Linked DNA regions of Homo sapiens: region 2 is linked to region 1. Evidence: read pairs that join two places in POLR2A ChIA-PET (ENCODE). Cell type or tissue: GM12878. All regions are shown on one strand. Each heading gives the region's core, and the rest is flanking DNA. Links, peaks and the distances in the headings are about the cores only.

Region 1 (16,090 bases), core at 4,651-12,650:
CAACCATGACAAAATAGGGCAGAGACCCACCCACAGCGGGTCCTGGAGGAGATGAAAAGGGCGTTGCCAGGAAACCTACCTTGGAAGCTGTGTAGCCAGAGCCAAATACAAGCAAGCCACCTCATTCTAGAGAGAAGGAGGCAACTGGACGTCTTTAATGAACTGAGTCCCTCCCTCTTTTCTTCCCTCCCCTTCCCTCCCCACCTCTCCCTCCCTCCCTCCCTCTCTCCCTTCCTTCCTTCGTTCCTTGCCCCCTCCCTCCCCCTTCTCTTTCTCTTCCCCTTTCCTGCCCCCTTTCCCTCCTTCCCTCTTTTCTTTCTACCCCACAGCTAGTTACTGACAATATCATGTACTAGGCTCTGTTCCAAGCATTGGAGTTACACATGCTCAGCTTTCAAGGAATCCATAGACGAATTTCTAACCTGGTAATTAAACATGCCTCCTGGGAGTACAGATGGGAGGGCCCTGAAATGCAAGGAAGCCTCCCCAGTGCCCGGGCCTCAAGCAACACCTGAAGCCTGGAATTAAGGGAAGCACTGTGCAGAAAGGGCTCCAGGCAGGCATGAGAGGAGCCCTCTCTGCAACCCAACTGGATGGCTGCAGCCTCTGGAGAGCTGCTCTAGCCTGGTGGCCCTCACCCCACAGGGTACCCTATGGGGCCTTACAAACTTTACCAGCTTCCTATACTTCCTCCTCTGAAGAAAGGTTTGTTTAGTCCTCAGAGCACAGCATCCCAAAGCCAATTCACTTCATCCTTGAGGCTGAGAAAAGGAAAGGGCTTTCTCAGGGCTAATGGAAGGAGTAGGATTCAGATGCAGAGCTCTGGGCTCCAGGCTCCTGTTCCTGACCCAGGCTACAGGGATGCTTTCCAAGCCAGCTATAGCCTTCCTCCTTCATGTGCATCATTCGTTTTCCCCAATTGTTTGGCGCTATTTGGTTTTATTGTTGCATTTAGGTCCCAGAAGATGATTATGTTCCATGAAATGGAGTGATTGATTGACCTTTTGAAATGTCAACAGCCACTGCTGGCAGGCTCCAGAGGATTTTGTGGGCCTCATCAGCCTCCTAGACCATGTGATAGGCAAGACATCAGTGAGAGGGGAGCGTCCAGAGGCCGTGGAGCTTGGCAACTGCTGGTGGGCAGGATCCTGGAGGAACGGGGCCATGAAATCATACCTATCATATAAACAAATCCTGCCACAGGATTGTTAGGGAATGGGAGAGCAGCAGCAGGGAAGAGGTGAGTCAGGGAGCTGCCCAGTGCTCCTTAGCCAGGCACTAGTTTGGTCCTCTGACCACTCCTCTTTGTAGAAGAGGGAAACTCACCCAAGCCTTAGATTCTCATGGATGCTTAGCCCCTGATAAAAGGAATAACGTTGTGCTTATGACCTCATGATGATGCAGTGTGAGAGAGTGCCTTTACCTCGCCATCTGCATGGGTGTGGGCTGTGGCCTCCCGAGAGCCCAGTGGAGACATGATGAGCTGCCAGAGAATCATGGAAGCTGCTATTGGGTGGGGCCCGTCTGCACTGCCTTACCGCTCCTCCTCCATGTCATCCTGTCCCTGAGCAGTATTGCACGGTTTCCAAATTCAAGGGCTCTGGTATAGCAGGAGGGAGGGATGGGATGAAACCATCCTGTTTCTGTTGTGTTGGTTGGAGGTGGAAGAGCCTCGTGGAAGTGGGCTGGTCAGAAGTACATGCTTGTGAGTGTTTATGAATATGCAAGTCTGTAATTTGCACAGTAAAGGGTGGATGAAACATCCTTCTAGCAGTTGGAAAGGTCTGTCACATGGCATTTATGAAATTTCCCAGTACAAAAGATGGTCAGCATTCACCATGATGACTGAAAGCCTTCTAAGAGTCTTAAATGCCTTCAGTCTCATCAGTTATTAAGTTGTAGTGTATTTTATTTTACTCCTTGAAAAAATTGGTAATTCTAGTTAAGCAACTCTGGTAATTTTCTTTTAACTAAGATGTTTAATGAACCAGAACATCCTTTTGCTAACCATGCTTGGTAAAAGAGGTATCATCCATCAATTTTCCAGTATTGATCATAATGGTGATATACAAGTAACTAAAGCATAATGATAGGTATCATTTTTTGAATGCCAACTGTGAACTAGGCCCTGTGTGCTAAATAATTGATATGAATTTTGTTTTGTTGTTCCAATGACCCTATTAAGTAGGTATTATTGCCCGTAATTAACAGATAGGGTTTGGAGAGATTAAATAGTGCATCCAAGACCATACAGACCAAGGGACAGGGATAGACTTGATTCCATTTCTGTGCTCACCTCCTTCCTATTACGGTGCTATTGGACACCTACACTGTTGACAGACTTTATGGGAGCATTTGCAGGGATGCACTCAGCCCATGTATTGTAGCATAGTTGGGGAGATGGTCAAACACAGAGGAGAAAGGAAATGCAAACAAGGTTCTTAAGTTTCCTTGCCATTCACATGATTCAAATAGCTGAGAAGTGCTAGAGCCACAGTGTGTGTGTGTGTGTGTGTGTGCGTGTGTGTGTGCGCGCGTGTGTGTGTGTGTTGCAGGAGGCTTTCTGGAAAAGAAGCAACTTGATTTGGATCCTGAATAATGTGAGGGAGAGGATGAGTAGAGGGGAAAGGGCTCTGGATGGGAACTCAGAGGACCCATCACAGGGATGGAGAGATTTGAAGATGCTGCTCACGCAGGTACTGGGGTTCTGTTGTTGCCAAGTCCCATGCCCCTAGGCTGCTGGGTTGTCCCTGATGAATCCCCTAGGAAGATCCCTGCAGGATCACAGGAACGCACAAGGTGATCCTGGGTCTTGTGGTTGTCAGGGGTCCTGTGAGAAGGATTTATGGCCCAACTGAGGCAGCCCCAGAGCCAAGAGGTGAGCAGGAACCTGCACAGAGGCCTGGTGGACGCCAGAGCAGAGGAGAGCCAGGGTCCCACCATTCCAGAAGGAGGTGTGTGGAGCCTGCAGGCAGCCTCTGTGCCATTTCCCTGACTATGGCTAGAATTAATCTGTAAAATATATATTCTGGCTGGGCAAAATGGCTCACACCTGTAATCCTAGCACTTTGGGAGGCCGAGGCAGGTGGATCACCAGGTCAGGAGTTCAAGACCAGCCTGGCCAAGATGGTGAAACCCCTTCTATACTGAAAATACAAAAAATTAGCCGGGCGTGATGGCAGGTACCAGTAATCCCAGCTACTTGGGAGGCTGAGGCAGAGAATTTATTGAACCTGGGAGGCAGAGGTTGTAGTGAGCCGAGATTGTGCCACTGCACTCCAGCCTGGGCAACAGAGCGAGACTCCATCTCAAAACAACAACAACAACAAAAACATATATTCCACTAACTTTCACATCCCACCACAGACATCAGGCACTTAGCCAGTATCCAAATGCCTGTGCCATTTAGCTCCATGGAAGAAATGTCTTGTCACCTGCAGTTATAATTCCCAGGGAACAGGCAAATGCGTTTTCATGTTTCCATATCACAGATGAACCTTGATTCTGTTGGTGTCGCATCTTAGAGCAGTAGTGGGTGTGCCATTAGGATCTGGTGTGTGACCCAGCTGACACCATGCCTGAAAATAGCAGAGGTTACTGCTGGCAGAACTGGCCTTTTCCTCAGGCAGTCACCTGAAGTAGTGATGACAGGCATTGGGTACACCCCAGGGGGTGGAGTGAAGCCCACGCTGCTGACAGTATCTTATCATGCCCAGGCTGGGGAGCCTCACAGAGGAAGAGAATCCTTGAGCTGCTGTAAATTTGAATCAAGACATGCCCCTGGCCATATCCAGGTGTTACCTGGGTGCTTCTTACCTTGTAAGAACAATGGCAACCCGGTGCCTTTGAGCCCCTTTGATGAGGATGTAGGATTTAGGACTGGCATTCCATTTCCTAGTTCAATCTGAGCTGAATGTTTGTGGGTCTGCTTTCTGCCTGGGGGCCTGAACCCTTGGGTCACTGACCCCAGCCTTGGCCTGTAGGGAGACATGGGAACCATAAAGTTGGTCTCTTGGATCTCTGCTTATTGCTCTAGATCCTTCACTAGGGCTGTGCCCACAGCTTCTCACAATTGCCAGTCAATTCCATGAAGCTGTTTGTTAAAACAATTTCTTAGAACAATTAGCCAAAATAATCAAATACTAAAGTGGAAACAAGCTGAAACAAATTAGTTATGGGACTGAATTTCCCAGTTTCCTCCTCCATCACATAGACAGCTGTTTGCAGAACTCCAGAGAGGGCCCTCTGCTACCAGTCAAGATCTTGTCTCTGATGGTGTGGAGATGATAACCTCTTCCTATCCCCAGCCCTGTTCCCTGTCCCTCCACCCTCCCACCCCTAGGACAGCCCAGCCTCACATCCGTGTGGTGAGTAGCAGGTATCCACAAGTGTGTTTTGAACACACCAATTTTCCTTCAGAGGTTTTCTCCTATATTGCCTCTCAATGGAAAATCAAGGGGCCTGAGCGAAATGAAAATCAAGCTTTGCCGCCTGTGCTAGCTGCATGTCCTGGAGTGGCAGGAGCAGCATCCCTTGCTCGGCCCTGGAGTCCCCTCCTCTCTCTGAGGCTTTCCTCTCTGGAGGTTCACTAGGCTTTGCAGTTCAGGGGCCTACTTTTGTGCCCTCAGCGAGTTCCTGGCCTTCTCTTCCTGCCTGGGACCCTGCAGAGCCTCGTCTCATTATCTGTTTCTACAGCAGGCTGAGCCTGGGCATTCTTGCAGGTGCTCCTTTCACAGATGGCTCCATTTCCTCTCTGGAAGTTTCCTCAGGTACAAAGACTTTTCCATCCTGGCTGGCCCCTCTCTTCAGCCAGGGCAGACTGGTCATTTGCACAACCTATCTGACATTCTACGGAAGTGTCTCGCAAAGAACCGTCAGTTGGGCCTGCTGCAGTGATCGTTAATGGCCCAGATGGGTATGCATTTGGCAGAGACAGTCCTGGTGTCTAATCTGGGCTCTTGTCTAAGTGACAGTCCACAGAGAGATAGAGCCCTGGGAGGAGCCGACCCTGGCTTTGTAAATGCTTTCTCCTCCCAGCCCTTCAAAGTTGATGGCTATGCAGGAGCCCCTTTAAAATGATCTAATTGGAATGGTAACGGATGTAGTATTCTGCCACAGCTAACAGCGAGATTGGAATTTGAGGAGATGCAGAGACAAATTACCTCTGAATTCTCTCGCAGCCATAAAAGGTTTTTACTGTATAGTAATTTTCCATTCCTGCTGCAGGCATATTTGCATATTGCTTAACAATTTATCTCCTGTCATTTGTCAGATATTATCCATCTCCAGTTAATAAGCTAAGACAGGTCATATTAAGACTTTGCAGGCCTCTTGTGCTCCCCACAGTAGGTGACACGGCTCTCCTGCCCACAGGGCCTCCCTGTCATGGGAGCAGACAGATCACGGTGGGGCAGCATTGTGCTGTGTCTTGTCCACAGCATCTTCCACTTCTGTCCCCATGTAGGGAGAAGAGAGAGCGATGGGTATGTGCTGCCCTGTTTGCAGCTGTGTGCCTGGCACCTGTGGAGGAAGCTCCAGTGCCCTGCCTCTTCAGTGAGTGCCAGGCTCTGCGTACGAACAGCCCTGCCCTGGAATCTGCTCTCAGCTCTGGCTCCCAGGCTCTCCAAGATTTTACCTAACTCCTTTCCTTCCCTGGAACTCAGTCCTCAGTTCTCCACTTCTAGAAGAAGGATTCTAGAATAAGGCTAATTAACTACTTCTTTTATATCTATAAAAGCATACTTTCTTCCAAACCAAGGTTTCCCTGGAGCCCCAGTCTAGAGAACAGGCAAGTGGTAAGTGGTGTTGAAGGATGATGGAGGATGGGCCCTGTATTCCTGCCTGTTCCCACTCACCCCTCTTGCTCCCCAACACAGAGATGTCCCCAAGCCCCCGGACTCCGGGGGCCCCATGGAGCACAGTGTGAACAGGCCTGGAGGGGTATTCTTGGTCCTACCTCCTGCCCCAATGCTCTGAGGTTCCAGGGTTATTGGCTCATTTGTCCAGCACCTGCCGCTGGTCTGGCCCTGTGCTCAGGCCGAGGAGCCATAGCCTTCTCTAGAGCTTAAGCTTAAGATGCTGGGACTCTGCTCACTCTGAGTCTAGGATTGATACTAGGTTCAGTTGGCTATTGGTGGACAGATTTTGAGAGGAAAGAAAAATGGTTTGATGCCGAATGTGTGATGACATTTGCATAATTGAATTGAAATAGAATTAAAGGGTCGTATGTTTACACAGCGATGCTTCAAATCAGATTGCAGTGATGTGTGCTCAGTACTAAAATGTGTTCCTTAGGGACATGTGGATATCTGCTTCCCAGAATCTGTACAAAAGCTGGAGAGAAGTCTGGGGTGGGGGATGGTTTCAGGGGCTGCCTGTCAAGGGAGCAGATTGGTATTCATGACAGTGGTAGAGTTTACTGAGGATTTCCTGGGCGCCAGGACATGAGCTATGTGCTCTACATAGGTTTCCTTATGGAATGCTCACAGCATCAGTTGAACCCAGGCAGGGCTATCACAGGACCTGTTCTCTTGGCTGTTCTCTGTGGAACTGAGTGGGATGAGCTCAGGCATTTGCACGGGGCACACACTCATGCGTTTTATTGGGGAAAACACGCAAACGTGTTCTACTGTGTGCATTTTGTAAGGAACCCTATGCTTTTTGTGTTCCTGCTACAATTTCTAAGCTTGACCCCTTGCTGCTACTTTGATCTGAAAATGAAATATCAAAAGGTACCAATCAGAAGGTGTGTGCGGAAGAACTAAGAACCAGCGATGAACAGTAACAGATTATTGTGCAGTACTGAACTGTGTCCTCCAACCATGGTCACCTGCATTCCTCAGCAATGCCATTCAGGGAACCTGAGGCTGGCCTGTGGGGTGTGTGTGTGTGTGTGTGTGTGTGTGTGTGTGTGTGTGTGTTTCTGTGTCTTTCTGACTAGGTTCTCACCTGGTTTTTCTTTTCTTTCTTTCTTTTTTTTTTTTTTTGAGACTGACTCTTCCTCTATTGCCCGGGCTGGAGTGCAGTGGCGTGATCTCGGCTCACTGCAACCTCCGACTCCTGGGTTCAAGTGATTCTCCTGCCCCAGCCACTGGAATAGCTGGGATTACAGGCACCTGCCACCATGCCTGGCTAATTTTTGTATTTTTAGTAGAGACGGGGTTTCACTATGTTGGCAAGGCTGCTGTTGAACTCCTGACCTCAAGTGATCTGCCTGCCTTGGCCTCCCAAAATGCTGGGTTTACATGCATGAGCCACCATGCCTGGCTCTCACCTGGTTTTTCTATTCAATATGGAATGTCCCCCTGGGGCAGTCAACCTGGTCAACCCTGGACAGTTGTCAAAATTATGATAAAGACACTGTCATTTCTTATCTACACAAAATGGACCTAATTTTCCGCCTGCGTCTGAATGAGCAGAGAGAGGCCCGTCCTTCTCAAGTCCGTGGGGGCAGTTCTGCCTTTTTGTCATTCGACATTATCTGTGCATGGAAGATTTGGAGTCCTATGGAACTTCCAAATGAAGGCCGGGAATAACTTCTTTCTAAATGTATACCTGGGTCCCTTCAAAGACTCATCTTCACACTCCATTTAAGCCTTAGAAAGCCCAGTGAGGTAGGTCATGTGTTACCCCCTGAGTGGATGAGAAACCCGAGGCCCTGAGAGGTCACATGGTGGTTGGGATGGCAGAGCAGTAATGAGAATGAGCTGCCTGGGTTCACCTCTTTTGGCTCTGCCCCTTGGGGGCTGTTTGCAGTAGGTTTGGGTATCATTCCTGGGGCTGCACTCCATCCCGGAATACAGTGATACATCTGTGCCCTTGGCATAGGCAGAGCACCTGCCCCATCAGGCACACTCACCTTGCCTGTTGGAGGATGAGCAGACCTGTCGTGAGCAGAAACTTTTGGTGTGGTGGTTTGGTGTGGTGGCTTGGTGTGATGGTTTGGTGTGGTGTTTGGTGTGATGGTTTGGTGTGGTGCTTTGGTCTGATGGTTTGGTGTGGTGTTTGGTGTGGTGGTTTGGTGTGGTGCTTTGGTGTGATGGTTTGGTGTGGTGGTCTGGTGTGATGTTTTGGTGTGATGTTTTGGTGTGGTGGTTTGGTGTGTGGCTTGGTGTGATGGTTTGGTGTGGTGGCTTTGTGTGATGGTTTGGTGTGGTGGTTTGGTGTGGTGACTTTGTGTGATGGTTTGGTGTGGTGGTTTGGTGTGATGGTTTGGTGTGGTGGTTCAGTGTGGTGGTTCAGTGTGATGTTTTGGTGTGGTGGTTTGGTGTGGCTTGCTCTCTGATGCTACTCGATGTGTGGTTGAGGAAGCTCATCCCACCTGGCTGTTGATCCTGCAGCAGGGGCCTGAATGAAGACCGCGGGCAAATGTGAATCTGACAAGAAGTCTGGAGTTGAGTCTGGTACAACCGAGCCCAGGCTAGATTAGCTAAATTGTAGCCAACCTGCAGACCTGGAAGAATGAATGTTGTGTAAGGCACTGGGTTGTTTTTTTTTTTTTTTTTTTTTGAGATGGAGTCTCACTCTTTCACCCAGGCCTGACTACAGTGGCGCTATCTCGGCTCACTGGAAGCTCCACCTCCCGGGTTCACGCCATTCTCCTGCCTCAGCCTCCCGAGTAGCTGGGACTACAGGTGCCCGCCACTGCACCTGGCTAATTTTTTGTATTTTTAGTAGAGACGAGGTTTCACCGTGTTAGACAGGATGGTCTCGATCTCCTGACCTCGTGATCCTCCCGCCTTGGCCTCCCAAAGTGCTGGGATTACAGGCGTGAGCCACCGCGCCCGGCCATGGCACTGGGGTTTTTGAAGCTTTTGGTTATACAGTGAAAACAGACTAGCACTACTCCCTGGGGAAGTACCTAACTCTTCTGAGCCTCCATTTCTTTATGAATAAAATCAAAACACTAACACCAACCTCGTAGAGCAGTTGTGAGGGTTAGCTGAGGTAAGCACAGTTCTCGGTGTGTAGTAAGTACTCATTTCTGAGCAGGTGGAGTTTCCTCGGGGTGGTTTTTGATGCAAATGGTCCTTATAGCAGAGGGGGAGTGCCTGGTTTTTAGGCAGATGCTGATTCTGGCTAGTTTTGTTTCCTCCTGGCTTCCCAGCTCCAAATGGCCTGACTGGCTGAAGCAAGTGGAATCTAGCACAGATTCCTCAGGCCCTGTGTGGACACTGGTGAGCCTAAGTGACATCATACCAAGTCTCATGGTGAGGGCACCTTCCTTCCTCTTAGCTGTTTTAAATGTCATACTCTGCCCTCAGAAAGGAGGGGCTGGTGAGAGGGCTGGAGTCCAGAGGCCTGGGTTGTAGTGGGCCCTGACCTCCAGGACACCATTGACTGCCTCTCCTTCTGGCTGTATTGAGATGCTGTCCCTCAAGGCATTGGCTTGTCACTGTCATCCTATAAGCGACAGGTCAGAGCAGTTCATACTGTGGCTTCAGGAATAAATTTGCTTCTCTGAATAGAAAGCAAAGGTGGTGTACCTGAGAGCCGTGGGTCTGTCTCCTTTGAGGGAAACCCACCAGGTCTCACAGAACCACTGCCCGGCCTCCCGAGGTCTCGTTGTATTTTGTAGCTGTCAGCCCTTCCAGCCCAGAGGGGACTTTGGCCATTGCTGTGAGACGCTTGAGAGCTCCAGATTCTCAAGGAGCCTTTTAGGACGGTCCTGAGATCTCCTCACTTACCTAACAGGGAAAGCATCTCCCATGTATGGAGCCCTGTATCTTTGCAGATGCTGTGCCAAGCACGTTACACGCATTATCACTTGTAATAGTCATGCATTATTGCATGTAATGGTCACGCATTATCGCATGTAATGGTCACACATTATTGCACGTAATCATCATGCATTATCGCATGTAATAGTCACAACGGCTCCATCATGTTTGACAGAAGAGCAAATGGAGGCTGACAGAGACAGTGCTCCCCACCCACCCCACCAAGGTCACCTGGCTGATAAGTGGCAGAGTTGGGATTTGGACTCAGGTCTGTGATTCACACTGTACTCTTCATTGCCACAATGACTGTCCCTGTCTGTCTGTCCTTCCTTCTTTCCCTGGAGTCTGTCTGGTGAGGCTCAGCCCTCAGTACAGATGCTCTCCTGCCATCTCTGGAAGCTTCTGGCAGCCCCTGGCTTCTGGATCTTTTCCTCCTGTCTCTGGGGGTGCTGCTTGCTGCTGCCTGAATGATTTTTCGACGCGAGCAGGGTGTGGGTTGTTAAGTAAGGGTATGAAGTAGTTGCTTCCTCCCTGTGGCTTTGACTTTGATAGTCAGGGGTCAGAGGAAGCTTGCTCTGGTTTCTTTTATGAAAGCCACACATTCACAGTGATGCTTAATAAATCCTCATGGAATTGAATTGGGAAAAAAGAATCTGCCCTCCAGAAAATGCTAGAACCCAAGTAGAAATAAAGCTGTTCTATTGAGGATAAAGACTTGGAGATAAGCCCTCATCTATGGGAGCTATCTTTTTGGGGGTACTTCCCCTGGTGACAGGGACAGACACTGGGGGAGTACAGCGGGCACGTGCCCTCCAGCAGGAAATTATCTGTTGAGAATTGCAACGGGTCCTGGCACCTTGCTGATTTTGCCAGGCCATGCTGGTGGATAGTCTCACGTGAGGTTGGGAAAGTGGTGACCCTTCCTTGGGCCATGGCAACGGGCCCTCACTTTCCCCTGCCTCTGAGGGCCAGAGCCTGCAGAGGGGACTGCTGAAGCCTGCCATCTACATGGAGCTTTCTGTCATACCAGAAGGGGCCCATTTCAGATTGACTTTATAAATTCAGCCTCTTAAAAATAAAGAGATTCTAGCAAGTGGGGCTTCAGTTTTCACTCCTCATTAGCTGTTGATGTGTCTTGGGTTTTCTTGGGAAATTCATGCAAATGGAGAAGGTGGGGTAGAGACTGTCTTTTCCATTGCTTCCAAGACAGAGAGGATGAATGTGTATATTTGTCATTGGGAAGAGGTCAGCATGGTCTGGGGCAGGGGGAGGAACCTGCTGATCCCATACTGTGGCTGCCCAGTGTGGCTGGTGGAGAGGCTGCATCTGGAGAGTGGGCGCTGAATTGGGCAGGGCCGTGTTTCACCCGGGGTTGCCTGAGTTGATCCTGGCTGTAGCCCCACCGAGTCCTTCCTCAGGGTGGTAGATGGGAACAGCAGGATTCTCATGTGGTGCCTCCCAGCCCTTGGCCTGCCAGCAGTGTGGGCTCAGCACCAACAGAGAGCACATTTGCTGCTTATATAATATCCCTGCTAGTCACTGGCAGAGACAAAGAGGAGCACCACACAAAAGATGTGCCCACAGTTGCCATGGTGGTTTCCAAGCCCTCCCCCTACCCTCCACTCATTCCTCCTAATCGCCCTGTGTTTCGGGCACTGCGGCTGAGGTAGCTGCATTGTCTGGTCCAAGGACCTGACGCTAGGGTGTTGGGGCTCCTCTCCTACAGGCAAGCTTGGGGTCCATTTAGGCTTCGTGGGCCTCAGGCCATGGCTCAGAAAGGACAACCTCTCAGCCTCACACTTTGATGATTTCACAGCATAATTTTCAGACCCCTATCTACACAAGAGCATGCACACACCCCTGTACCCACTCGCATACCTAACACAGAGGCTGTGGGTGTCTTCATGGGGGCTGCCCACTGGGGCTTCCCCTCCTCCTTCCCCACAGCCCTTCTTGCCTAATCCAGATGAACTGGAGCCACCTGGGGAATCTGTCTATCTGTCCATCTGTTCACTTATCCACATGTAGTTATTCACTCAACAGATACTTTTGTGAGGGCCAGCCACATGTCAGAGAAGTGTGCAATGCAGAAATGATCAGAGGTGACCTTTTGGTAGGAGAGAGAGACACGACTCATTAAAATGAGATACGACATGCCAGAGGAGAGCCCAGATAAAGGGCTCTGGGGCTTCGAGGACAGGGAGATCAGGCAGGGGAATTCTAGGGTCAGGGTGAACATGAGCAGAGGCACAGGGCACAGGCCTGGGATGGGCCCCAAGGACCTGCAGGAAGGCTGGTGGATGGGGCGGATGCCCAGAGGATGGTCACAGGGCTTCGGCAGGATATTGAGGCAAAGCTCAGAGCCCCAGACAAAGCCAGGACAGCTGAAGACCAAAGATACCCCCCAGTCCCCTGCATGCCCTGAAAACCAGGAGTGAGCAAAGAAGGAGGAGAGAGGAGGTCAATATGGAAGTCAGGAGCGTAGGCTTCAGAGCCGGGCAGCCCTGCGTTCTCCCTGCAGGCTTCTACGGACCAGCCATGGGAAAAGGCTACTCTGCAACTTCTTTAGACGACACAGTGGGAATAAGAGCCACCTCACAGGGTTTGTGTGTGTGAAGAATACAAAGTACTGAGCACAGACTCTTTCCCAGAGTTTAAATGGAGATGGAGTGCTGGGAAAAGTGTGGCTTTATCTCAGAACAGAAGGAATGAGGGAGGTGGGCTGGCCTGATCAGGAACGGAGCCAGCAGAAGCAGACATTGGAACCTGGGCTCCACTTCATGGGAAGAACAGACCTTACTAAGGCTGGCCTCCATGGAGGTCACTCACATCTTTACTTCCATATTGTCCCATCTCCCCTTCCCACATTCTTACATACTCCTGGTTTGCAGGGAGGGGAGGGGGTTGCCTTTGGTCTCTAGCTGTCCTGGCTTTGTCTGGGGCCCCCTGAGGAGAGGAGCAGTACCTGGCTCTGAGCTTTGCCTCAGGATCCTGATGATGACAAGTTGAAAGAGCTTGGCTGAAGCAGGAGCTGGACTTGAATGTTGGGTTCAGTGGCATCCCGGGCATCTTCCTTACTGTGGCTGCTGTCCCCGTTAGGTCAGTGGTGTAAGGTCTCCAGCTATGACCTCTTTGGTCCTTGGGGAGGGGACTGCTTGAGTGGGAACTATGTTTATGTACAAATCCCTTGGAAGAAAATGATAATTTAAGGGGAATAAAGGTTCTGCTTGCTTTGACATTTGAGAAGGGAAACCTGCCTTCCCTTCTGACATTTGACATGTGGAGTTCTCTTTGAGCTTATAGTGTGGGTGAGGGTGCTTGCTGTTGTGCTGGGTGTCTGGGACCACAGATCACGAATGTGAGCCAGAACCTGGTATGCACAGTTGAGGTTAACTGTTTGCAACCATGAGGGAAAGTTGAGAATGTGCTAGCGAAGCTTCATTGCTGGTGGGTGCTCAGAAGCTGGTAGCTATGATGGCATTGATGATGACGATCATGAGGAAGCAGTGGCTAATAAAGAGGGTTGCAGTCAACTGCAACATGGCAGGCCTGGCAGGTCTGTTGTTTCACTCCCTATATCTGCTGGAAAGCCTCTGGGATGGGAGGGACCTGAGGATCCTAGCCCTCATCTGATGCCACAACACAGTGGCTGAAAACAAGGCATTATGGACTGAATGTTTGTATTCAGTCCCAATTTGTATGTTGAAGCCCTAACCCCCAAGCTGATGGTATTAGGAAGTGGGGACTTCGGGAGGCAGAGCCCTCATGATGGGATTAGTGCCCTTATAAAAGAGACAAGGGAGCTTGCTTCCTGCTCTCTCTGCTCTCTGCCATGTGAGGACACAGAAGAAGATGGCCATCTGCAAACCAGGAAGAGGACCCTTGCTAGACACCAGATTTACTGACACCTAGGTCTTTGCAGCCTCCGGAACCATGAGAAATAAATTTCTGTGGTTTAAGCCACCCAGTCTGTGGTATTTTTGTTGTGGCAGCCTGAAGAAACTAAGACATAAGATGAATGGTCACAGGTGCTAGAAGCAGGAACCCAGAGCACTAGGAGGGTACTGTGTGCTCCCACACAGAGCTCATGCTTATGTGTGTATGTGGGAGCATGCAGATCAGCTTCTGTCTCCCAGGCTAGGCTGTGAGCGCCAGGAGAAGAGGAACCATGCTGAGTTTCACAGTCCACGGTGCCCTAGCACCTAGCAAAGTGCTTGGCACATAGCGCATGCTCAGTTAATGTTTTGTGGGTGAATGTTGTTGATTGAGAGGAGGAGACTAAAGAATTTCTGTGGAGTGGAGGTGTAGAGGAGGTACATGGCAGATCGCCCAGGCAAACTCAGTTTTAGGCCCTCGGGTATATCTGGGCCTTTGTGGCACTCACAGATGGGGCCCACTCTGGGCCTGGGAGGACAGCACAGTCCAGAGGCAGCACCCTTTGGAGGGCAGGTTCTTGATCTCCTCTCCCAGATCCTGTCCCCATGCTAGGCACAAATTGCATCAGTTGATGCTTTTCATGGCTTTGCTGGGGATGGGAGGGAATATTTCAGTCTGGAATTTGAAGTCTTTGCACCTCCACATAGAATTCAGGTAAGGCTTATAGGAAGGTTAAATTTAGGTGTTACCTGGACTGGATTGAGTAATACCTAGAGAGCTGATAAGGTATGCCTTCTGGGCATGTCTGTGAGGAGGTTTCTGGAGGAGATGGGCATGTGAGTCTATGGACTGAATGGGGAAGAATTGCCTTCAATGTGGGTGGGCAACAACCAGTTGGCTGGGGCCCAGACAGAACAAAAAAGGCAGAGAAATAGCAACCCCCCACTACCTTGGAGTTGGGAAACTCTTCTCCTTCTGCCCTTGGACATCAGAACTCCAGGGTCTCCAACCTTTAGACTCCAAGACTTACACCAGATGCAGCCCCTTGATCTTGGACTTCCCAGCCTCTTGAACTGTGAGCCAAATAAACTTCTATTGTTCATAAATTAACCAGTGTCAGGTATTCTGTTAGAGCAGCACAAAATGTACTAAGACAGCTCATAATGTCTGGCACAGGAAGCACTTATCCATATCAAGGTGGCAGTCGGAGCCCTTGGGAGGTCAGGGCTGCAGCAACCAAGTAAATCAGTTTATCAATAAAATATGGCTGCTGACACTAATCCACGCCAGTTCTTCTCAAAATGTCAAATCAGAATCGCTCCTTCCCTCTGGGTGGGAACAGAGTACAATTTTCCTCAGGAGATGCATAGGGTATTGTAATTTGGGAGGATGCAAAAAATTTTTCATAATTGTATAATTTGTATATAATTTCTTGTAATAAAGTGTGATGATTATAGTTCTGTTCCCATAAAAGGCTCCCTAATCTTCTAATTATGAGAGGATGTTGTTTCAGCTCCAGAATGGCCCATCTTTAAAAGTTTTCTTATTTTTAAATGTTTATGAGAGAGTCAGTGTAAAGTTTGGATTCTGCTAGCTATATGCTTTTCAGTGGGGCTGGATCAGCAAAGCAGAGGCAATGGCCCTGTCAAGACCCTGTCCACCCAGAAGGGTGAGCCAGGAGTGAGAGAACTTCCTCAGTATGTGGCTGTGTTTAGTTCATACTCATTCAAAAAGCATTTATTGAGCACCTACTCTGTGCCAGGCACTGTTGTAGTTCTGCCATCATGGAGCACCCACATAAGGGTGAGATATATGTGGCTCAAATATTCTTATTAAGAAGCATAACATCGCAGCTGTGATGTGAGCAGTGGTGCAAGGTACACAGTGCAGCAGAGGCAGATGGCAGTGGACCTGACCTAATGGGAGAGGTCAGAGCAGGCCCCCTGAGGAAGTGATATTTGGTTGGGCTGTGAAGGTTGAGTAGGAAGTCATTGGATAATAAGCAGGATGGGGAGGTTGGAACCCCAAGTCAAGGGAGCAGCAGGAAGTGAGAGGGAGTCTGACCTGTTCTCTGCTCACTCTTGGAAGACACCACTTCTTCCTCTCACATCTCCTGTGGCCAGACAGGTAAGGATCTCATCTCAGAGAACATGGAATTTGTACCTTTGCTGGAGAGGGCAGAGCCCCCACAGCCCAGCCTCTTCCACCAACACTCTATTCAAGGGGTTCTCCGTGTCAATTTCTGTGCTTTGCAAGCTGTGCCTCCAGGAACTGAATCTAGCTCTTCTTGTACAAGCCCAGGCCACTGCCCTTTCTTACTGTGTCTTACCTTACTTAACAACAGCCACTATGCCATGCTTCACAGCCAGAGGGATCTTCGTGAGGGAGAGATCTGATCACATCACACCCCTGCTCAAACCCCCAGTGGTTCCCCGTAACCAAATGATGAAACCCACGCTAAGGCTCCAACCTCCTCCAAGATCCTTGTGGCCTCT
Region 2 (16,090 bases), core at 3,969-11,968, 160 kb after region 1:
TCAGTCATTTGTAATTGGGGTTAAAGAGAGAAAACAGGAAGAGTAATATTGGAAGGGATAATGGTTGAAAAAAGTTTGCAAAACTAAAGGAAGACAGCTATCCTCAGATACAGGAAGCCCAGTAAATCCCAAATAGGATAAACAAAAAGAAACGTAAGGCTATCTACAACAAAAACTTGCAGAATACTAAGGACAAAATGATAACCCTCAAAGTAGCTAGAGAGAAAAAACAGATTACTTATGAGAGACTTATAGTTTATTTCCCAGTAGAAATCAGAAAGCATTGGAATATCTTTAATATGCTAAGAGAAAACATTGGTCAATCTAGAATTTTAGACCTATTAACCATGTTCCACAACACTCTTACTCTTATTTTCTGTTTTTTCCCTTCTTTTTTCCCCCTTCAAGCTTCAATCTACCTTTGAGTTCATTAACCTTTTCTTCAGAGTTTTTTTATGTTAATTCTAGCCAGTGAATTCTTAAAATTCAATATAATATTTTACAGTTCTAGATCCTTTTGATTCTGTCTTATGGGTTCCAGTTCTCCGTTGAGCTACTCTTTCTTTTCTTTGCCACACAGATGATAGTAATTTTGAAGTCCTCTGTCTGCTAATGCCAGTAGTGTTAGTATCTCTAGGTCTACCTCAACTGATGATTTTATCTCATGATTACAGGTTACCATTTTTTGCTGTTCATGTTTAGACTTTGTTAGGAGATTTTTTTTTGGTTTCTCCCTCAGTTGTAATGTATAGGCCTTATTCCTAGGATATGATTCTTACCCATAGGACAAAGCCTTTTTGTGTAGTCTGAATATCAACTAGTATGCTGCAATTCATTTCTGCCACTAACCCCCTGGAGTTAGCAGACACCCTAAGTTAAGGACTCAGTCCTCTATAAGACTGCTCTCACTTCAAACGCTAACCATAGGTTCAGGGTTCCCCCAAGTCACCTGCATTTCTGACCTACTGACTATAAATTCTTGACTATAAACACTGACCATAAATCCTTTCCATGACACCCTTAGGTTTGATAATTCATAGAGTGACTCACAGAACTCAGAAAAGTTCTATATTTTTGACTACCATTTTATTGTAAATGACACAGATGAAGCCAAATGAAGAAATACATAGAGCAAGGTCTGGGAGGGTCCTAAATGCAGAGCTTCCATGCCCACTTCCCATGAAATCAGGCTACATTGTTCTCCTGGCACATCAGTGTGTTCACCAACCAGGAAACTCTTCTGAGCTTAGGTGTCCAGGGCTTTTATTGGGATTTTATTTTGTAGGTATTATCACTTTAATGATTGGCCGGGTAACTTTAATGATTGGCCATGTAATCCAGCTTCCCCTCTTGTCTTAGTTAATTTTCTGGTGCTATAAGGGAATACCTGAGACTGGTTAATTTATTTATTTTTTTAAAAAAAGAGGTTTATTTTGGGTCATGATTCCAGAGGCTCAGGTTGCCAAATCTGATCATCTTCTGGTGAGGGTCTCATGCTTCATCATAACATGGGGGTGAGCTGAGTGCTTGCCAAAAGGGCAAATGCAAGGACAGCCTCACTTTATAGCAACTCGCTTTTGTGGTAATTAATCCAGTCCCATGAAGGGGAGGACTCCCACATTCATAAGAATTAACCCAGTCCTGTAAGAGCAGTGTTAATCCCTCTTAACAACCCAATCACCTCTTAAAGCCCCCATCTCCCAACACCACCACACTGGGGACCAAATTTCTAACACATGAATTCTGGGGGACACACTGAAACCATAGCATTTCACACCTGCCCCCCAGAATTTCATGTTCTTCTCACAATGCAAAATACAATTATTCCATTCTAATAGTCCCAAAGGTCTTAACTTGTTCCAGCACAAACTCAAAAATCCAAAGTCTTACCTATGAGCAGCTTGTGGAATCAAAATGAGTTATCTACTTCCAAGATACAATGAATGGACAGGTATAAGATAGACATTTCCCTTCTAAGAGAGAGAGAGAGACAGACAGACAGGCAAGAAGAAAGGAGTATCAGGCCCCAAGTAAGTCCAAAGCCCTACAGGGAACAACATTAAGTTTTGAGGCTGCAGAATAATCTTCTTTGACTCCATGTCTCACACTTCAGCTCTCCCAGAATGGTGTTGCATGCTGTAGCTCCATGGTTCTGAAGTCTTTATGGTGATTCCATTCCCATGGCTCTACTAGGCATTACTTAATGGGGGCTCTCTGCAGTGGCTCAATCCTTCTGACAAGTCTCTTCCTGGGCCCCCAGGGTGTTCACAATATCCTTTGAAATCTGGGGGGAGGAAGCCATGCCCCCATATCTCTTGTATTCTTCATGCCTGCAAAATTGATGCCACTTGAATGTCACAAAGGTCAACTTGTACTTTCTAGAGCAGTGGCACTAGCTATACCTGAAGCTGTGGCTGGGTTGGCAGAGGAGTGCTACGCTGGAATGTGGGGAACAGAGACCTCAGGAGGCCCTGGGAAGCAAGCCTGTGGAGGGTGCCCTGGGCTCATTTCCTGAAACCATTCTGCTCTCCTATGCCTGTGGGTGTATGATGCAAGGAGCAGCCTTGAAGTTCTCTGAAATACCTTCAAGATCTGTCTTCTATTGTCTTGCTTATCCCTTCTGTCTATACTAATCTCCTTAACAAAAGATTGCTGGACCACATCTTTGGTTTCCTCTCCTGAACACACTTTTTCACTCTTTTTTTTTTTTTTTTTTTTTTTTTTGAGACAAAGTCTCGCTCTGTCAGCCAGGCTGGAGTGCAGTGGCATGATCTGAGCTCACTGCAACCTCCGTCTCCTGGGCTCAAGCAATTCTCCTACCTCAGCCTCTCAAGTAGCTGGGATTACAGGCACGTGCCACCACGCCTGGCTAATTTTTGTATTTTTAGTAGAGACGGGGTTTCACCGTGTGGCCAGGCTGGTCTCGAACTCCTGACCTGAGGTAATCCACCCACCTTGGCCTCCCAAAATGTTGGGATTACAGGCATGAACCACTGCATCCAGCCACTTTTTCACTCTTTATGTGGCCAGCCTGAGAATTTTCCAGGTCTTTCCACTTTGCTACCCTTTTGATTATGAGTTTCATCTGTAAGTCACTTTTTCCTCTCTCACTACTTAATGTAAGTGGTTAAAAGTAGCCATATAATAGCCTGAATACTTTGCTGACACTTAGATATTTCTTCTACCATATATTCTAATTCATTGCTCTTAAGTTCTACAGTCCATAGAGCCCTAGGGCATGAACACAATGTAGCCAAGTTCTTTACAACTTTATAGTCTTTACTCCAGTTTCCAATACCTTGTTCTTCAGTTCCATTTGAGACCTTGTCAGAGTGGCCTTTACTGTCCACATATCTGTGAACATTCTGGTCATGACCATTTAGATAATCTCTGAGAAGTTCTAGACTATCCCTAGTTTTCTCTTCTGCACCTTCACCAGAATTACCCTAAATCCTCCATTCATGGCAATATAGGCTTTTTCTAGCATTCACTTTTTTGGAACAATTTTGGAACAATTCACAAAATTGTTCCATTGTCTAGTTCCAAAAGCTGCTTCAACATTTTCAGGTATTTGTATAGCAGTAGCCCCACTTTTTGTGTCAATTTTCTCTTAGTCCATTTTCTGTTACTATAACTAAATACCTGATAGTGGGTAACGTATAAAGAAAAGAGGTTTGTTTTGGCTCACAATTCTGGAGGTTGAGAAGTCCAAGATCAGGCAGCCACATCTGGGTGACTTCTGGTGAGGGCTTCATGCTGCATCATGACATAATATAGTAGGGAAGTGGGTGGGTGTGAAAAGGGGAAAACTCAGGGAGAAGCCTTGCTTTATAATAACACACTCTTGTAACTAATTCAGTCCTGTGAGAGCAAGGACTCACTCACTTCCTCGAGAATTAATCCAGTCCTGCGAGAGTGGCATGAATCCCTCTTAGTGACCTAATCGCCTCTTAAAGACTCTACCCCCAACACTGCCACACCAGGGACCAGATCTCACGCTGGAATCTTGGGGAGCACTCTCAAACCATATATGGGAGCTCTTTTTGTCCAGAAGTCAGGCTAGCTCTAAGACCTAACCCTCTACTCACATGGTTGATATTTCTGGTGACCAGCCCCTGTCCTGAGCCATCTCATCTCTTAATGTAAACTCAGGTGTGATATAAGGGTGTGATATAAGGTGTGATAAATAATAAAGATACTCCTATTACTCCAAGGATTTTCTCCCTTTCAGAAACCAGGGACAAATACCAGTCAAATTCTTTATTATACCACTGGGTCTCCACTGCCCAAAAGCTCAGAGTATTTACCAAGCTCTCTATACTTTGACTGGGCCAGAATTTCACCTACTCAGTGCTATACAACCTGTAAAATCTCTGTTGAGCTCTTAGCTCCCCAAATATTTCCAGGCCCCTGAAATCTTGCTGCTGTTCCTACAGCTTAGGATTTAGTCCGGGACCAAAGAGAAACCCTATTCAGGCTTTTGGGGCTCCTTTTCTGTAAGTTGCTCTTATCCTGAGCTCAATTCCAGTCTCAGAAATCTCAGACTTTGACATCTTTTTCTTCTGCCTAGTAAGACTGCTGCTCTCTACTTGAGCTCCATTTCCCTGTGACAAGGTTTGGGCCGTGAACCCATTAAAAACTACCCTCAGGAAGAAAACGGGGGTGAGTGTGGTGCTCATCTCGTGTGTTTTCTTTCTTTCAAGAATAGCAGCACATGATGCCTGCCTCCAGGGCCTAGAAAGAATTGTTTTACTGTTCTAGTCCAGCTGTACAGTGATTTTTAAGTCAAACAACAGCTATTTTATTGAAGCCAGAACCATAAGTTGCCAATGTTTCCTCAGTATAGAACTTTATACCATCAAATATCTTTGAATAAAATTTTAAAATGGAGACATTTCTGAAAAAAAAATAAAAGATTTTTAACACACCTTCATTTGTGGCAATTTTAATGGATGTTTTCCAACAGGAAGAATGGAAAGTCTAAGATATAAGAAGCAATAATGAGTAAAGAAAGTGGCAATATTTGGGTTAATATTTGGGAATTAATTTAATTTTAATTAATTAATTAAAAGTGGGAATATTTGTGTTAATCTAAGTATTAATTGCTTGAAATAATAATGTCTCATAACTTTAAAAGTTTGGCAGAAAATATGTGAAAATATAGCAGATCAGTCAAAAAAGGACAACTTCAAATTTTTGTACTGAAATCCTTGTATAGTTGAGAAAAAGAAAAAAGATACCTATAAACTTAATTTTGATAAGTATAGAGGGTAAAAATGTCTAAGGAAACCACTAACAAAGCATAACTTTCAAGTTTAGTAGTAGACAATAAATGAAGTGAGAAAAATATTCAAAAAATCTAGGAAGAATTCAAGGGAGAAAATGAAAAATAGAAAAGGCAGAAAAAATAGAAAATACAAAATATTAGCTTTAAATTCAAGTATATTAGTAATTACAATAAATGTAAACAAACCAAATGTTCCAATTGAAAGATAATAGTTATCAGAATAGAAAAAAAAGGCCCAGCTATTTGACAAACAAACAAACATATCTAAAATACAAGGATAAAGGCTGAAAATAAAAGATGAAAAACAATATTCCAGAAAAATAGCAGAAAGAGCCTGGTATAGGTATAATAAAGTGAAACACAATATAATAGAGGCATAAAGCATAACTAGAGAGTAAGAGGACCACTAAGTAATAATAGATTAAATTCACCAGGAAGATAATAACTATTCCAAGTATGTATTTACCGAGTAAGATCAGATTAACATGTAAAGTAAAAATTGACAGACTTATAAGGAGAAATAGATAAGCTCATGATCACAATGGGAGCTATTACATAATCTTAAATAATTCCATTAGAAGAGAAGAAAGAGGCTAGGCATGGTGGCTCATGCCTGTAATCCCAACTCTTTGGGAGGCTGAGGTGGGATGATTGCTTGAGGCCAGGAGTTGGAGACAAGCCTGAGCAACACAGTGGGACCCTGTCTCTACAAAAAGATAAAAAAATTAACCAGGCATGATAGCACACACCTGAAGTCCCAGCTACTCAGGAGGCTGAGGTGGGAGGATCACTTGAGCCAAGGAGTTTGAAGCTGCAGTGAGCTCTGATGGCACCACTGCACTCCAGCCTGGTGGCAGAGCAAGGAAAAGAAAAAATAAGACAGGACCAAAGTTGATGAGTTAAACATCTCCACCTCACAATGTTAGGAAAAGAGTAGCAGAGTAAACCCAAATAAAGTTGAAGGAAGGAAGTAATAAAGAACAATAATAAAAAGGAATGGATAAAATTGAAAAAAAAAAAGTACAACAGAAAGGTTCAACAAAGCCAAAGGCTGATTTTTGAAAGAACCAATAAATCTAACAAAACTATGTCAAGAGTAATAAAGGAAAGAGGAGAGAGGGAGGAGGAGGGAATAAATACACATATCAGAAATGAAAAGAAGATGTAATAATTAAAGCTGCAGAAATCAAAACAATAATAGAATCTTATTTCACCAATATATTTGAAAGCTCTGCTGGTCAAATTTCCTGAAAAAAAAATTTGTCCAAACTCACTTCAGTAGAAATAAAAAACCTAATCAGTCTTAGCATCATTCAAGAAATATAATCAGATTTCTAACTGGAAATCTTCCCACAAAGAATATGTCAGATCCAGATATTTTACCAGTGGGTACTAACAAATTTTCCAACAACAACAATTTTCATCTCATATGAACTACTCCAGAATCCAGAAAAAGTGGGTATATTGATGAGAATAACATAAACTTGACACCAAAACCTGGTAAGAATGTTTTTTTAAATGCCAGTTTGTACATAAATACAAAAGTCCTAAGCAAAAATTAGCAAACTATATTTAGCAGTCTATTAATAAAAGATAAACCATAACAATTTGGATTTATCTCAAACTATATTTGTTTGCCACTAGAAGTCTCTTGATGTATTTCACCACAGAACAATTTTAAGTGGATAAGTCATATAATCATCTCAATAGATATAAGAAAAGTATTTTAAAAATCTAATATCCATTCATTTATTAGTGTAAGAAAAAATTCTTACACTAGGAGAACCAAATAGAAGGGAACTTCTTTAACTTCAAACACCATTTTTTTTAAACCAGTAGCAAATAATAAATGTATTTAGTATATAATGCGAGCAAGGTTTTTCACTGTTAGGAAAGGGTTTTACAGATATGGAAAGTGGGAAGTCTAGAATGGTACATTTGTTTTCAGATGGGAGTTGGAAGTATCAGTTAAGTATTGCTTAAAGTTAAGAGTGTGTGTGTGTGTGTGTGTGTGTCTGTAACATTCTCTAGCTCTGTGTGCTGAGAAGGCACAGAAGCAGTGATACTCCAGTAGCAATGTACACCCCTAGCAGCCAGGTTTTCCACTGAAGGGAACTAAGCTTCCTTGAGAAGTGGGGAAATGGAGCAGAAAAAGTATACAATGAATCTGGAAGGTTATTTGGTGTCAGAAAAATAAAGCAGCGCTCAAAACATCATGGGGACTTGTCAAAACGATACAATAGTCAACTTAAAGGACTCATGCTGGCCACATCTGGACAATTTGAGCTTTAAAAAGAAAAAAACATGTTAATGGATTTGTGGCATATTGTATGTTTCAAAGCTAGCCACAACAGTATCTTCCATTTCACATATTCTTCTTACAATGTGTCTTTGACCCTCCTCTTGTTGAGAGGCAGGGTCTATGTCCCCTCGTCTTGAACCTGGGGACTTTTGTGGAAGTGATGCTGTAGGACTTCGAGGCCAAATCGTAGATGACAGGGTAGCTTCCACCATGCTGGCTGGAACACTCATGCTGGAGCCTAAGCCACCATGTCAACTGTCTAACTGTCCTGAGGTCCCTGTGCAAACTAGTCCATGTGGAAGAACCACATGGAAAGAGCCTGAGACAGCCTGAAAAGAGAAGAATGCCACATCAGCCCCCAACAGCTTCAGCTACCATCTGACAACAACTGTGTGAGAGGCTTCTGAGCTGAATCCACCTGGCTGAACCCTCCCCAGATATCTGACCTACAGAAATATCGAGAAATAATGCAACGCTTGTTGTTGTTTTAAGTCACTACGTTTTGTGGCAATTCTTTGCATAGCAATAGGTAATCATAATAGATTGGGGACAAAAATATGAGATGACACCATGACAAAACCTCAAAACACCTGACTTTGGTTTTGGTGGCAGGAGGCATTGAGACTGCTGGTGAAAGCTTGCAGGGGCTGTGAGAGCGGGCTGGCAGAGTCCTGAGGAGGCTCTCAGTGGGCACTTAAAGTCAAGGGAGGAAAATGTTCCAAGAAGTTGGATGGAAGAACCCTGGATGTGGGGTAGTGGGTGGTTTAATAATATTGTCACCTCTGGTAATGCAGTAAGATAGGAAATATGCTAAATAAACTTGATGATTCCACTAAAGAGGCTATCAGACAGAACTTAGAAAGTACCACCAGATTAGTTTTTTTGTTTGTTTTTTTCTTTCTTTTTTTTTTTTTTTTTTTGCCTATGTTAAAACATGAGAGGGAGAGGTGAGCTGGAGGACAAACTGTTAAATATAAAGGAGCCAAGACTCACCAGGCTTGAAAGTCAAACTTGTTCCATTTCCAGCCTCTCAAAGGTGGTGAAAAGTTGTCAAATTAAGAAAAGATTTCAGGTCAAAAAGAAAATCCATGAGGGGTACCTATAAGGTTCTTTGTTAAAAACCTCAGAAATATTCAAGGTATCATAGACTCTTCCATCCAGGAAAAAAAGGAGGACTTTTACAGATCTTAAGGTGTGCCTTGCTGCTGAACAACAGGGCTTCTAGCATCTTAAGAGCATTGTCCCATAGGGAGCCCAGGAAATGGTAGGGTTTATCTTGAAGAGATTTGTGAGTTTGGCTTTTCTTGGAAAAAGTATGTATTAGGGTTCTCTGCAGAAACAGAATCAACAGAGAGAGAGAGAGAATGAATGAGTGCGTGTGTGTGTGTGTGTGTATGTGTGTGTTTAAAAATGTGTTTATTTTAAGGAATTATCTCTTGCAATTGTGGAGGCTTGGCAAATCCAGAATCTGATGGGGTAAGCTGGCAGGCTGGAGACCCAGGGAAGGGTTGCAGTTTGAATCTAAAGGCCATGTCTGCTAGCAGAATTCCTTCTTGCTTGGGGGAGGTCCATTTTTGTTCTATTAAGGCCTTCAACTGATTGGATGAGACTCACCCACACTATGGAAGATAATCTGCTTTACTCAAAGTGTCGCTATTAAAATGTTTACCTCATCAAAGAAAAAAAAAAAACCTTCACAGAAACATCCAGTAAAATGTTTGATGAAATATTTGGGCTCTATGACCCAGCCAAGATGACACACTAATCACCACAGAGTACATTGTAAACTGATACACTAAAAGAATGCAAGTTTGTTTTTTCAAAAATTATACAAGCTTAAACTGTAAGTGATAGAGACAGTGCAAAATGAAGAGGTCCCTGAATGTCCTAACTTCTACAAGAAGGAAGCAGGCTGAGAAAACTACTTAACATGGGTTACTTTGTATGGAAAGGAAGAAAGACTCAAAAGGGTGGAGCCAAGAGCCCTGGAGAATTATTCCTGGAGTCGACCGGAGCCCTAATCAAGGGACTAGAAACAAGTACTGGCTAAATTGCAGAACTGCTATGCATCAGCACCTGATGTGTGCCTCACATTTTCTCCCTTTTTAAATGAAAATATCTGTAGAAGTTGTCCTGTGCCGCCCCACTGTTATGCATGGGCCTGTGGAGTGAGTGTTTACAGGTCTTCAGATTCAGAGGAATGGTGTGCGAGGAGCTGAATCCTAGGAACCTCACATGAGAAGTCTTGTCTGAACCTGGACCTGATTTAGATAACAGATAACCTGATTTCGATCCTGGATTTTGTGCTGCTGCACTAATAGATTTGGGGATATTAGAGAGAGGATTATTGCATATGGGAGGGATGTGAATTGTGGCCAGAGGGTGGATCATAGCAGATTGATTTTCCAAAGATGGCAGCAGCAATATCTCTCATCACGCATATCCTTATAACATGAATTTGACCTTTCTTCCATGTAGAGATGGGATCTATTTCCCCTCTTGAATCTGGGCAGGTTGTAACTGTGGCAGATGTGATTCTATATGACTTCTAAAGCTTTGTCATACAAATGACAAATCATCACCTTGCCGGCTAGATTGCTCACGGTGGATCCCCGAACCACCATATAAACAGTGCCCTGAGGTTACCATCTTGTGAAGGAGCCCAAGTGAGCCAACATGTAGAGACCACGTGGAGATGCTCTGAGGCCACACGAAGAGAAAGAGAGACGCTCAACAAGCCCCCAGCTGGCTAGCCCCCCGCTCTCCCAGCTCTGGCTGTTGTCTGACTCTAACCACATGAGGGACCCAGAGCCAGAATCACTTAGCTGAGTCCATCCCAAATTCCCAACCCACAGAAACCATGAAAGATAATAAAATAAGTGTTGTGTCAAACTCCCAGGCTTTTGAATGGTTACACAACAAAACATAACTGGAAAATAATTATAACACACTGAATAAAATAGGAGTGCATGAGTCCCTACATACATAAATGAATAAATAAGTAGATGGACATAAAGGAAAGCTCTTCCTGGTAGAATGCCAGATAAGAAATATAGAAGGAAAGATGGAGTTAAAAAAAAAAAGTCTCAGCAGATACGGAAAACCAACAGTCAAAGTTTGATGAGGAACAGAATATTTACATATTCTGCAAGTGTTTCTCCACACATTACTTTTTAATTACAAAAGGTGGATATAACCTTAACCAAGCAATTAAAGCTAGCATCACCAATATTGGGATGAATCAACATCATATGCCTCTTGATGTGATATACTAAGAAGGACAAAGTGTCAATTCTTTGGTATTCCTGTGAAAAATTTATAACTTGAATCTTAGGAGGAAACATCAAACAAATCCATGTTGAGGGACATTCTACAAAATAACTTGCCTGTACCCTTCAAAAATATTAAGGTCAAGAGACAGAAAGGCTGAGGAACTGTTCCAGATAAAATGAGACTAAAGAGACATAACAACTAAATGCAATCTGTGATCCTGGGTTCGAACCTGGACTAGGAAAAAAAAAATAGATATAAAGACATTATTGGGATAATTGACAAAAATTGAATATGGACTGTGGATTAGGTAAAAGCATCATAACAATGCTGATTTCTACAGTTATACTGTAGGAGGCTGTGTTGACCTCAGGAAATATACGCTTTAGGATTAAAGGCACATGGGGCTTTAGCTTGTTCTCAAATGGTTCCCCCCAAAATACATGTATGTACTGTGTTTATATATGTATAAATATATACATGTATGCCTATATATTTATATATATATGTGTGTACATATAGATACACACACACTATATATGTGTGTGTCTCTGTGTGTGTGTGTGTGTGTGTATATATATATATATGTGAGAGAGAAATGATAAGCAAATGGGGCAAAATGCTAAATCTGAGATAAAGTATAGGAGATCCTTATACTATTCTTGCTATTTTTCTGTGAGTTTGAAATGATATCAAAATAAACATGAGCAGGATGAGAGCACCTGCTATCTCACTTCTATTTAATATTGCACTGGAGGTCCTAGCTAGTGCAGTAAGGCAAGAGAAAGAAATAAACAATATGAAAATTTGAAAGAGAGAAACAAAACTGTGATTATTCACAAATGATATGGTTGTGTAGAAAAGCCAAATGCTCTGTGAATACATTACTAGGATAACTAATATCTTTTAATAAGGTTGTTAAATACAAAATCAACATGCAAAATGTAATTGCTTATCTGTATAACAGTAACAAAGAGAAAATGTAATTTAAAATTGATACCACTACTGGCATCAAAAATATAAAGCAAGAATGAATATAACTAAAATGTGTAAGGTCCTCATGGAGAAAAAATTATGAAACTTTGTTGAAGGGGCTAATTAATTAATAAGAAGGTCAGTATTGTAAAGGAGTTTATTCTCCCCCAAAATGAACAGTGTATTAACTTGTTATAGAAAGTATATGAATGAGTGTGTGTAATTTGACAAGCAGGTTCTATAATTTATGTGGAAACCAAAGGACCAGAAATAATGATGGCCACCCTAAAGAAATAGCACAAGACACTGCTGGTGAGAGCAGAAGCTTGTGCAACTCTTTTGGGAAACAGTTTGGCTTTATTTAATACAGCTGAAAATGCCGTACTCTAGGAACCAGACACCCCACTCCCAGGAGCAACCTCTCATAGAATCTTTTCCATATTTGCACTGGGAGACATGAACAAGAAAGTTCTAGCACCTCTGTTCATAATTTAAAATTATAAACAATTTTAAGATCTAGCAACAGAGGAATGTATAAATTCTAAATTGTGATATAGTCTACAGTGATAAAGAATATAGCAATTATCCTATAATAATATATAGAATATAAAGAGATAGATCTGGAATACTATACCCAGAGTGAAAATGAATGAATTACAGTTACATGTAATAAAATTGATGAGTCTCAGGCACATAATATTTGGCAAAAAGAAGCAATGACAAAAACAAGTAAAATTATTATACATAAATTATACATGGATAATCACTGTATTGTTATTTTATATGCCACATATACTTTATAACTACTTTGCTTCTATTCATAAGTTAATTTTAAATAATTTTAAAGAAATTTTAAATATTTATTATGGCATTGATTATAATAATAAAGTACCTTTAAATGTCCCCCAAAAGTAATTGACTGAAATAATGACAATACAATCATGTCATAGCATACTAAACAAATATTTAAAACAATGTTACACCTTTACAAATATTTTGTTGAAATAGAAAGTTGTTCACAATATGCTGTTAAGGGAGGAGGAAAGCAAGTTCTAAAAATAGAATGTACTGTAGGTTTCCAGTTTCTAATCTGAATAAATAAATAAATGAGATAAATATGGAAGAATATAGACTAAAAATTGAGGTTTATTTCTGACTAGTCAGTTGGAATAATTTTTCTTTCCTTCGTTATTATCTGTATTTTCTAATATTTTCCCACAATAAACAGATACTACTTTTATAATGGGGGTAAAATCTGATGCTAACCAGAGACCAGTGCATGCCTTTCCGTCATGTGCTCAGTTCATTCATTCATTCACTTGCTTATTCACCATTCCGTGTGTATTTGCAGAGGATCTACTGTGTGTGAGAGGCCCTCTGCTTGGTGATAGCGAAAGAAAGATGAACAAGGCATTGTCCCTACTCTGGAGCAGTTCAGTCTCTCAGTCTCTGTGTAAATAATAACCTAGTGCCATATGCACTATTATGACACAAAACGACGACACTCATTAGTATGAGAATGTTTACTTCCTCTTCACTTCCTTCAGTCCACCAAAGAAAATCCCATAATTTCTAACCCAATTTCTATCCCCCTTGTCCTAATCTACTTGGACTGCTATAACAAAATGTCATAGACTGGGTGGCTTAAGCAACAGACATTTGTTCTCTGCCGAGAACAGCTCGGTCGGGGAGACCCTAACCTAGCAGCGCTAGAAGAATTAAAGACACACACACAGAAATATAGAGGTGTGAAGTGGGAAATCAGGGGTCTCACAGCCTTCAGAGCTGAGAGCCCTGAACAGAGATTTACCCACGTATTTATTAACAGCAAACCAGTCATTAGCATGGTTTCTATAGATGTTAAATTAACTAAAAGTATCCCTTAAGGGAAACGAAGGGACGGGCAGAATTAATTGCAGCAGGAACATGCCCTTAAGACACAGATGGCTCAGGCTTTTGTTTGTGGCTTAAGAATGCCTTTAAGCGGTTTTCCGCCCTGGGCGGGCCAGGTGTTCCTTGCCCTCATTCCCTTAAACCCACAACCTTCCAGCTTGGGCGTTATGGCCATTATGGACATGTTACATTGCTGCAGAGATTTTTTTAATGGCCAGTTTTGGGGCCAGTTTATGGCCAGATTTTGGGGGGCTTGCTCCCAACAGTTCTCACAGTTTTGAAGGCTGCAAAGTCCAAGATCAGGATGCTGACCAGCTTGATTTCTGGTGAGGGTGCTCTACCTGGCTTGTAGATAGCTGTCTGCTTGCTCTGTCTTCACATGGTAGAGAGAGGGAGAGAGTTCTCTGTGCCTCTTCTTATGAGGCCAACCATCCTGTCAGATAACCCCCCTCCTTACGACCACAGTTAACCTTAATTACCTTCTTGAAAGTCTTAATGCCAAATATAGTCACATTGGGGATTAGAATTTCAACATACGAATTTTAGGCGGGGCACAATTCAGTTCATAGCACCCCTTTTTCCTTCTTTTCTCATTAAGAGGCAGGTTGGCTCACATATTAAAAGGATGAAAAGGAGGTTGCATGGAAAAAAGGAAGGGAGTTGCAGAGAAGCTGGGAGTGAAGAGATTAAGACAATTTTGGGAGAGATGCTGGGGACAGCTGGGGATGTGATGCTGGGGACAGCTGGGCGTGTGAGGGAACTGGGGGAGAAAAGAAGGGATGTTATCAAATGTCTCCATGAATTAGGTATTTGTATCCTAGTAACCATTTTTGAAAAAAGCAAGGAAAGAATTTGTGTTGTTAAAATTATTTTTGACCTTGGGGCTATGTTCCTTCAACCACATTATTCTTCTGAGGCTGGACCTTATGAGTTCTGAATTTAATGGTTCCACAATAATAGTCATCATGGGCACATGGAGGGCAGAGCTATCTGAAACTTCATCACTAGGCATAAAAGTAACAGGAATAGTGTGAAGAAATACATCAGAATATAAGGAATTCATTACTGTAGTTAAATGTATTAGAAAAGATCCACTTTTTATCCTGGAACTCAGTTTGCCCCGTGCCTGGACTTGTCCCAGAGTTAGAACCAAATTCTAGAAGGCAGAGAAGGCCTCGACTCACTGGAAAACAGCAGAGGGAATTTCTTACTGACCTTTTCTTAAACTCAAGTGACAGAAAAATAATGTGCATCTGATAGTTTAGGATGATTTGTTAGCTTTAACATGGAGTCTCCACTATTTCATAGGAGACTCAATTTACTTATTTGGTTTTTTTTTTTTACAATCAGGTTTTTTTTAATACAACCAGTTTATTTTCCAGGTGATGGGTTCTTTGACTTCCTTGAGTCCAGAACTATAAGCCAATAACTTTCTGTTTATTATAAATTAGTCTCAGATAATTCTGTTATAGTAGCACAAAACAGATGAAGACAAGTAGGTGCTGCAGGAGAATGTTAGGCCCAATGTACAGTATTAGGCCTGAGGTTTCAGGAGGAGATGTAGATGAGGAGCACTGCAGGAGGAGCACTGCAGCAGGAGCAAGGACTCGGGGGAGCCAGAGCTGTGGGAGCACCTGGAGAGAGAAGTTGGGGCAGGAAAGGGTGATGGGGCAGGATGAAGACTCCTCAGGGGCACTTAGATCCACCACCCACTCTTCCTTATTGAGGCTCACAGTCCATCTGCTCTGGGGTGGGCACTCAGGGTGACTCATTTCCAATGTGGGATGAGGTTGCTGATGAAGCGAATGTTTGTTCCGCTCCTCACTAGGTTTTGCTGAAGGTCTGTCCTGCCCAAAGCAGGGTGGAGATAACTGTGAACATGGAGAGCCTGGCTTAGTTTTCCTATTGCTGCTGTAACAAATTACCACGGACTGGGTGGCTTAAGTATAAACTTACTGGCCAGGCATGGTGGCTCACGCCTGTAATCCCAGCACTTTGGGAGGCTGAGGTGGGCGGATTGCTTGAGGCCAGGAGTTCAAGACCAGCCTGGCCAACATGGCAAAACCCTGCCTCTACTAAAAATACAAAAAAATAGCTGGGCATGTTGCTACAAGCCTGTAGTCCTAGCTACTTAGAAGGCTGAGATGGGAGAATCACCTGATTCCAGGGAGTTTGAGGCTATAGTGAGCAGAGATCACATCACTTTACTCCAGCCCGGACAGCAGAGGGAGGCCCTGTCTCAAACAAGCAAACAAACAAAACCCAACAAATACCCAGAAACTTATTATCTCACTTCTGGAAGTCAGAAGTTGAGATCAGTTTCACTAAGCTAAAATCTACATCATGTAGATTGTGAAAGCTAC

Evidence for each region. Peaks named below come from ENCODE experiments on the same cell type or tissue, not always from the same donor. Only the 100,000 strongest peaks of a DNase experiment are listed, where the experiment ranks them.
Region 2: POLR2A ChIA-PET joins it to region 1 with 5 read pairs; 2 of 35 experiments call an interaction of 5 or more read pairs at or near these places.

Annotation. Positions count from the first base shown.
Region 1 is chr5:133,692,299-133,708,388 of GRCh38, reverse strand. It overlaps a transcript of FSTL4 not described here. Among named protein-coding and RNA genes, the nearest start is that of FSTL4, 88 kb to the right of the region's middle. In GM12878, for the core only: no CTCF peak of the experiment used is centred there; a DNase peak (open chromatin) is centred at 8,998.
Region 2 is chr5:133,533,140-133,549,229 of GRCh38, reverse strand. The region is part of intron 3 of FSTL4 (follistatin like 4); the gene reads left to right. Among named protein-coding and RNA genes, the nearest start is that of FSTL4, 71 kb to the left of the region's middle. In GM12878, for the core only: no CTCF peak of the experiment used is centred there; no DNase peak of the experiment used is centred there.